Regions from separate parts of the Homo sapiens genome. Here region 2 is linked to region 1. A link is a loop called in an ENCODE intact Hi-C map of the cell type or tissue named here. Cell type or tissue: CD4-positive, alpha-beta T cell. All regions are shown on one strand. Each heading gives the region's core, and the rest is flanking DNA. Links, peaks and the distances in the headings are about the cores only.

Region 1 (4,395 bases), core at 76-4,075:
AATTCAAGAGATCTATTATACAACATTACACCCTGTTTTCCAGACTGGAGTGCAGATGTGCAATCTTGGCTCACTGCAACCTCTGCCTTCCGGGTTCAAGCCATTCTTGTGCCTCAGCCTCCCGAGTAGCTGGGAATACAGGCGCATGACACCACACTCAGCTAATTTTTTTATTATTAGTAGAGATGGGGTTTCACCATGTTGGCCAGACTGGTCTTGAACTACTGCCTCAAGTGATCCACCCAGCTTGGCCTCCCAAAGTACTGGGACCAAAGTGCTGGTGACTATAGTTAATAACTATGTATTGTATTCTGGAAAATTGCTAAGAGAGTAGATTTTAAGTGCTCTCACCACAAAAAAGATAAGTATATGAGGTAACACATATGCTAATTAGCTCAATTTAACTGTTCCATAATGAATACATATTTTAAAACAACATGTTGGTCGGGTGCAGTGGCTCACACCTATAATCCCAGCACTTTGGGAGGCCAAGCTGGGTGGATCACTTGAGGCAGTAGTTCAAGACCAGTCTGGCCAACATGGGGAAACCCCATCTTTACTAATAATTTAAAAAATTAGCCAAGTGTGGTGGCATATGCCTGTATTCCCAGCTACTCAGGAGGCTGAGGCACAAGAATGGCTTGAACCTGGAAGGCAGAGGTTGCAGTGAGCAAAGATTGCACCACTGCACTTCAGTCTGGAAAACAGAGTGTAACTGTGTCCCCCAAAAATAAAATTAAAATAAAATAAAATAAAATGAAATAAAATAAAATAAAATAAAATACATGCTGTACCCAATACATCTGTACAATTTTTACTTGTCAACTTAAATAAATAATAGATTTATCCTCAGGGCTGAGAAGTCTAGCCTTTCCCAGAAGACTGTTTTAGTTATCTATTGTGACACAACAAATTACTCAGATATCTCCAAATTTAGTAGCTTAGAACGACAAACTTTTATTACTTCACTCAGTTTGTGACAGTTGGAATCTGGGAATTGATTATTTGCATAGTTGTTGTTCCGGATCTTTGATGAGGTTGCAGTAAAGGTGTCAGATGGGGTGGCTGTCATCTGAAGGCTTGACTGGGGCTGGAGGATCTGTTTCCAAAATGGTTCACCAACATGGCTGTTGGCCAGGGACCTCAGTTCCTTGCTGGCTGTTGGCTAAGGGGCTCAGTTCTTTGCTGCCTGTTGGTTGAGGGCCACAGTTCTTTGCTGCCTGTTGGCTGGGGGCCACAGTTCTTTGCTGCCTATTGGTTGGGTGTCTTAGTTCTTTGCTGCCTATTGGTTGGGGGCCACAGTTTCTTGCTACTTATTGGCTGGGGGATTCAGCTCTTTGCTGACCATTGGCTGGGGTCTTCAGTTCTTTGCTGTTGGCTGGGGTCTTCAATTCTTTGCTGGCTATTGGCTGGGGGCCTCAGTTCCTTGCTGTCTATTGGCTGGGGGCCTCAGTTCTTTGCTGCCTATTGGTTGGGTGCCTAAGTTCCTTGATAACTGTTGGCTGGGGTCTTCAGTTCTTTGCTACTTGTTGGGGGCCTCAGTTCCTTGCTGCCTATTGGCTGGGGGCCTCAGTTCTTTGCTGGCTGTTGGCTGGGGGCCTCAGTTCCTTGCTGCATATTGGCCGGGGGCCTCAGTTCTTTGCTGCCTGTTGGTTGGGAGGCCTCAGTTCTTTGCTGCCTGTTGGTTGGGGGGCCTCAGTTCTTTGCTGGCCGTTGGCTGGGGTCCTCAGTTCTTTGCTGACTATTGGTTGGGGGCCTCAGTTCCTTTCTGTCTATTGGCTGGGGCCTCAGTTCTTTGCTGGCTTTTGGCTGGGGGCCACAGTTCCTTGAGGACTGTTGGCTGGGGTCTTCAGTTCCTTGCCATGTGAGCCTCTCCAAAGGGCTGCTCATGACATAGCAACTAACTTCCCCTAAAGAAAGCACTACACAAGAGATCCAGGAGGGGGCTGCACTGCCCTTCATGACTGTCACTTCCACTTGATTCATCAGAATTGAGTCACTAGTTAGGCTCTGCTTCTTGAGAGCTTGTCTGGAGATTCTAGCAGGGGAGTGCAGCTACTCATACACCCTTGACCAAAGAAGGGACCTCCTCTATCAGGGAAGGTCGTCCTCTTTGACCAAGCATGCAATCCATCTCTTGAACAGAGGAGTGGTAAGGAATTTGTGGACATATTTCAGAACCACCACAATTGCCATCAGAGGACAGTGAATAAAGGTGAGGTTCTTTTAGGAAGAAGTGAAGCTGACTGATGAGGAGACACTCATTGTTTTTTCTACCTTCCATTCCTAATTTTCTAGGTTTGTTTATTATTAATTATGCACATTTGAATTTTCCCAAAAATTTTCTCAGTGATAGAAATGTGTTTTTCTACTTTAATATTTTAAGGTGTTTGACCACATAATTAGGTTTTTTTTCTAACATTGAAACACTTTATTATTAATGGGACATACTCTTTAATGTCATTCTGTATGAGTATTTTATACATTGCTGATTTGATTTTGCATCTATGTTCCAGGGTGGAACTAGTTTCTTCTTTAGTCTTCTATTGTACTTGTCCAGTTTTGGTTTCAAGGCTATATTAGCCTTGCAAGATATTTTGGGTAGCTTTTCGTCTTTTTCGGGCTATGCCTAACTGTCTCTCTTGCTCTATGTTTTTGTTATTTTTGCTCAGCTTTTTTTGGCTAGTGGGTATCTTTTTATCTGAAAAATTTGTCTTTCTTAAGTATGGAATTTTCTTCCACTACTTTTTTTCCCCCAATAACCATTTTTAGCCTTTGGCTCCACAAGGAACTCACAGTTTTCATCCCTCTGCTTTATTTAGAGAACTGTTTTTTAGGCTTTATCCTGGTGAAAAATGCCACCATTTCTGTATGATACTAGCCTAGTTCTTCTGCAACATTTTAATCAGGTATCCGTTCAATAGTGTGTGGCTCATGTTGGATCCATGGCCCTGCTGACTCTAGCCTACAGTTCTTGATGGGAAGATGGTAACTTGCTTCTCTGGTAGTCCTCTGCTATATGTGATTGGAGTTAGGAAGGCTGGGCTCTGGTTTCCCCATAAATCCAGTCGTGTTTGCTTTGTGTCCTACAGAAATTCTTCACAGTATTTGGCTTGTTGATGCTATTCTTTGTTGGTTTGCAGCACTGTTATGTATTCATTCCTTCTACTGTTTATCTGTTTTGGAATTTCAATGAGATTTGGGGAGAAAGGGTAATAAATCCACACGTAGTTTTATTCAGTCTGCCATTTAGACTGAAAATTGCTTGCTGCTACACACTGACCACATAAAACTTGACCTATGCACAAGCATGTCCCACAACAGTGGCACTTAGAAACCATTATTTTTAAAAATATATGTTTTATTATGGTTTTCACTACAAAAGTAATACATGCATTTTATAGAAAACTTGTAAAATGTACAAACATAAAAAGAAGGAAAAAAAGATGCATTGACTAATCACCTCAATACAATTTATTTTATTTTATTTTATTTTATTTTATTTTATTTTATTTTATTTTATAGATGAGGTCTTGTTATGTCACCCAGGCTGATCCCGAACTCCTGGGCTCAAGGAATGCCCCAACCTCAGCTTCCTGAGTAGCTGGGATTACAGATGAACTCCACTACACATGGCTAAAACAATTTTATCAGGCTCAGGAATTTTCTTATAATTCTATTAAATATATATCTGTAACCCTATAGTATATATGCCTGCATATCTCTCCAGTTAGCACTACACTAGGAGCCTTTTTTAGTGTTGTTGCATATTTTTCATGTACTGTCATTTTTGAAATCACAATTTCCATGGTTCTAAAATATTGGTATTTTTCCTGATTATGTCCTTTGCATGTTCTGTATAGCACATAGTCCTATTTTATACAGAGTTTTCTTCTGTATTGCTATTGTGTATTTTATGACCAAGGATTGCTCACATGTTATCTTTCTATAATCCTTTCTATTATTTTCTTTGCTGTCGGGTATTTCTATGGTTGCTATGTTATTTCTTCACCACAGGCAGATCTAATAAGGCTTTCTCTTTCATCTCAATGTTGGTGTGCCATCTTGGGTTGCTTCTTACTTACCTGAGACCTCAGAATGTGGAGGGCTGGGCCTGCCGTTCTGGCTCTATTTGGAAGCCCGAGGCTCTGGACAGCAAAAGAGTGCTCAGGAAGTACCAGGTTAGTCGGATTTGGTGAATGAGTTCTGATCTTTCTTCTATAATTTAATGTAAAGCCCTGTGATGGGGTTACTTCCAACTAAGCAGTGGCCTTTCTTATTCCCTTGGGTAGTTTCCTCAAGCTTCAGATCCTTTCCTCAATTCAGGATATAGCACATCAGCTAAGAGTCACTCTTGTCACTCGTGCCAGCAATCCCAGAAATCCTTCACATGCT
Region 2 (4,395 bases), core at 149-4,148, 610 kb after region 1:
CTCACTGATTCTACATTACGGTGAGTCATATAATTATTTCTTATATATTACAATATAATAATAATAGAAATAAAGTACATAATAAATATAATGTGCTTGAATCATCCCAAACCATCCCCAGCCTCCAGTCCATGGAAAAATTGTCTTCCACAAAACTGGTCCCTAGTACCAGAAAGGTTAGGGACCTCCTGCCATAGGTGATTCTGCAACAGTTGGTCTTTGAAGAACTTTGCCTTATAGAAGTAGCCTAGATACAGGCCTCTGACAACAGAACTAAAAAAGGGATTGATGCTTATCTAGCATTTCCTCTTTAAAATGTGTGCTTTTAGAAATCTTTTAAAAATAATACTCTGGTCAATTGTTTTATTTGTTTTAAAAAGCCATTGATTTACCATGTAGATTAGTAATTGACCATGAAATAGTCATGAAAGGAAGTATAGTTAAAGTAGAAAAATCGTGGCATTTCCAGTCAGTGGGACCAGGACCACCCATCACTCCTGAGCTGTGTAAGCTTGTACAACTGTCATAGGTTTGTTGCCCAATGCAAAGTGAACCAATATACCAAGACTCCAGGGGTCACAGCAGAGAAAGAGTTTAATAATAATAATCATAGCCCCGCTGGATGACAGGATGGGAGCAAACCTCAAATCCACCTCCCCACAAGGTTTGGGTATGGGGTTTGTAAGGAGTCTAGACAGGTGATGGGCTAAAGCATGGCAGTTGCTCATTGGTTGAGAAGTGACGGATGGAGTCACGGGGCAGGGAGATGAAGAAACTGCATCCCCGTGCTGAGGTGGCTACTTGATGGGGGTCTTCAAACTGGATGGTGTCAGCTATTTTGCTGGAATTCAGGATCAGAAAAAATATCTTAAGCAATTCTTAGGTAAAAAGGTCCAGTAGCAGCCAGGAGTGGTGGATCACACCTGTAATCCCAGCACTTAGGGAGGCCAAGGCAGGAGGACTGCTTAAGGCCAGAAGTACAAGACCAGCCTGGGCAATGTAGGGAGATCCCACCTCTACAAAAAAAAAATAATAATAATAATTAGCTGGGCATGGTGGCACACACCTGTAGTAGTAGCTACTCAGGAGACTGAGGCAGGAGGATCACTTGAATCCAGGAGTTAGAGGCAGCAGTGAGCTACGATTGCACCACTGCACTTCACCCTAGATGACTGAGTGTGACCTTGTCTCTAAAAAACATATAAATAAATAAATAAATAAAGGTCCAGTGCCAAAGATTCTACCTATAGGGACAATGGGGAGCAGGTGGTCAGCATGCTACATGCCTCTTGGATAGTTAGCAGCTGCAGGGAGGTGGTTTGAAGTGTATCAGAACACCCTGGCCAAGGCCTAACTATAATTCTGCCTAGAGCTGGCTAGTAATTCTCATTAACCTTGTGATGGCTGCTTCACTTCACTTTCATGAGCTTCAGTTTTCCCATTTGTAAACTCTAGGATAATATCATCCCAAATATGTATATTTCAAAGAGCCTGGCATAGCAGCTATCATTGTTTAATATAACCTACCTTATTAATAGATTAGGAACAAAGTCATAATCTCCATTGACACAGAAAAGGCATCTGAGAAAACAGAACATTCCGTTTAAAAAAAAAAAGTTAAATTAGAAATTGATGGAAAATTTCTAGTAATAGATGCTCAGGAAAATTTAAAGTTCCATCTGTTCTCTATCTTTCCTTCCCCTTCTTCTTTCCAGAAATAAAATGACAAAACACTAATAGGATTCTATGTATGTGAGTCTTCGTATAACAGGATGGTTTTATTATTTGTTTTTGTCGTCGTTTGTTTCCTGAGATGGAGTCTTATTCTGTTACCCAGGCTGGAAAGCAGTGGAGTGATCTCAGCTCACTTCAACCTCCGCCTCCCAGGTTCAAGTGATTCTCCTGCCTCAGCCTCCCAAGTGCCTAAAATTACAGGTGTGAGCTACCACGCCTGGCTAATTTTTTGTGTATTTTTAGTAGAGATGGGGTTTCACCATGTTGGCTAGGCTGGTCTCGAACTCCTGACCTCAAGTGATCCACCCGCCTTCACTTCCCAAAGTGCTGGGATTACAGACGTGAGCCACGGCACCTGGCCAGGATGCTAAGATCAGACATTACCAATCTGTTTCTACAGAGCCCCCAAGATGATGATGTTAGCTACTTCCATTTTGCAAAGTGAGGTGCCAGGACACACAGTCAGAACTTGCAAAGCAGATATTTAAAAACAGTTTTGTTACCCTTTACCGAGATCCCACCTGGAAGTTATGAAATACTTGCAGGTAGAGATTAAACAAGGTGTCTCTGGAGGGTATGACGGATGTGCTGTGAACGTCTCTCCACCACATGGGAAGCTTGACAACTGTCTCATACAGATGGAGCTTGATGTGTGCTTCAAAAGTAATCTACAGGCAACAGCGTAGCTGAAAATCCTTGGCAGGGGAAGAGGTAAGTTTGGGAAGTGCCTGTGCGCCCTCTAGTGGCAGATCTAAGGGGAGCGTATTCTATGGGCCAGATGTGGCCACGCAGAGCCCACCTGGGGTTTTCTTAAATCCTTTGGGGCCAGGAGATCTTATCAGAGGGAGGCTAAATCTGTCCTCCCAGAATCAGAGACATAAGATGCAATTCTGCATGAATCTAGAGAACAGCTTGTGAGAGAGGGCTCTGAAGAACCCACAAATTACCCCCACAGAATGGGCATGAGCAGATGGTGTGGGGCATGGGAGAATGAAAGTGTTTGCAGATCACACCCCAGGAATCTTGCTTGTTCAACATAACGACTTTTTTTTTTAACTTGGTGTAAAGGGAAAGTTATATAATATTAAAATTTTTCATTAAAAAATCATAGTCTGACGAATCTTTTTTTAATTTCTGGGAAAATGTAAACCCTATTTAATTCACCCTGTGACCCATAGAGAAGTCATTTGTTCACATTTTTTATGCTCACATTTATAGATCCTTTTCCTTTGCTCGGAAGGAAACAACTCAAGTGATTTTCTAATTGTAAAAAAATTCACCAAGTATAGAAAAAGTCTAAATAAGAAAGTAAAAAGGCCGGGTGTAGTGGCTCACGCCTGTAATCCCAGCACTTTGGGTGGTCGAGGTGAGAGGGTTGCTTGAGGCCAGGAGTCCAAGATCAGCCTGGGCAACATAGCAAGACCCCAACCCTACTAACAAAATAATAATAATAATAGAAGTAAAAATAACTTATAACTTTAACTCTCAGTGTTAAATACTGGTAACACCTGGCAACATTTTCTTTTGTTTTGGGGGGTTGTTGGATTTTTTGTTGTTGTTGTTTTTTGTTTCTTGTTTTGTTCTTGAGTCTTGTTCTGTCACCCAGGCTGGAGTACAGTGGCCCAATCTCGGCTCACTGCAACCTCTGCCTCCTGGGTTCAAGTGATTCTCCTGTTTCAGCCTCCTAAGTACCTGGGGTTATAGGTGTGCACCAACACGCTTGGCTAACTTTTGTATTTTTAGTAAAGACAGGGTTTCACCATGTTGGCCAGGCTGGTCTCGAACTCCTGACCTCAAGTGATCTGCCCACCTCCACCTCCCAAAGTGCTGGGATTACAGGTGTGAGCCACCACGTCCAGTTGAATTTCTCACATTCTAAAGTGCATTGATTATAACAGATTTTGGAGAAAAATAATGCATTAAATATATGCATTGATTTTTCTGGTTCATTCTGTCTTTGCGTGCTGGCTTATGACTTACTCTGGCCACACACTTTATGGCAGAAAATGCCCACTCTTTGCTCTCACATTTATATGGTACAGCTACAAGTCACATAAACAAACTAATCTCTTTTTCTTTTTATCTTCCACTGTCTTCTCCTCCTCCTCTTCCTTCTTTTCCTTCTTCTCCTCCACTACTTCTCCTTCCCTGCCTCTCTCTCTTTCTCTATTTTCCCAATTTAAATTATCAACAGGTGATTCTGGCAAGCCTCATTTGAGTTAAGTGCCCACTTAGTCAAAAAATCAACCAGGATGCCAGAAGCCCCCTTGTGTATTGTGGGGGGTAGGTGGAGTGGCAGAGGGCATTTAATTTGGGAATGAGGCAGACATTCCAGAATTCGTCTGCTATGAGAGCAGTGTGACTTGCACTTGATTGATGCTCGATATTTTCAATTGATTTGAACCAAGTTGAGAGCTTGTAAGAGTTTAATAATTCCCACGATGATCTAATTTCGGGGTCAATTTCATTTTGAACAGTTATGTAATAGGAATACTAAATAACCAACATTTTTTTTTTTTCTGAGACATTGTCGCGTTCTGTCACCCAGGCTGGAGTTCAGTGGCACGATCTCAGCTCACTGCAACCTCCACCTCCCAGGTTCCAGCGATTCTCCTGCCTCAGCTTCTCGAGTAGCTGGGACTACAGGCGTGTGCCACCATG

The links. A loop is a pair of places that touch in the nucleus more often than their neighbours do. Peaks named below come from ENCODE experiments on the same cell type or tissue, not always from the same donor. Only the 100,000 strongest peaks of a DNase experiment are listed, where the experiment ranks them.
Region 2: it touches region 1 in a loop (7-fold over the local background); 10 of 110 quality-filtered maps call a loop at or near these places.

Annotation. Positions count from the first base shown.
Region 1 is chr10:27,781,901-27,786,295 of GRCh38, forward strand. It overlaps the pseudogene RN7SKP132. Among named protein-coding and RNA genes, the nearest start is that of MKX, 38 kb to the left of the region's middle. In CD4-positive, alpha-beta T cell, for the core only: no CTCF peak of the experiment used is centred there; a DNase peak (open chromatin) is centred at 1,951; H3K27me3 peaks cover 321 bases.
Region 2 is chr10:28,391,677-28,396,071 of GRCh38, forward strand. No RefSeq gene overlaps it. Among named protein-coding and RNA genes, the nearest start is that of MPP7-DT, 91 kb to the left of the region's middle. In CD4-positive, alpha-beta T cell, for the core only: a CTCF peak has its summit at 2,458 (motif pointing left); a DNase peak (open chromatin) is centred at 2,475.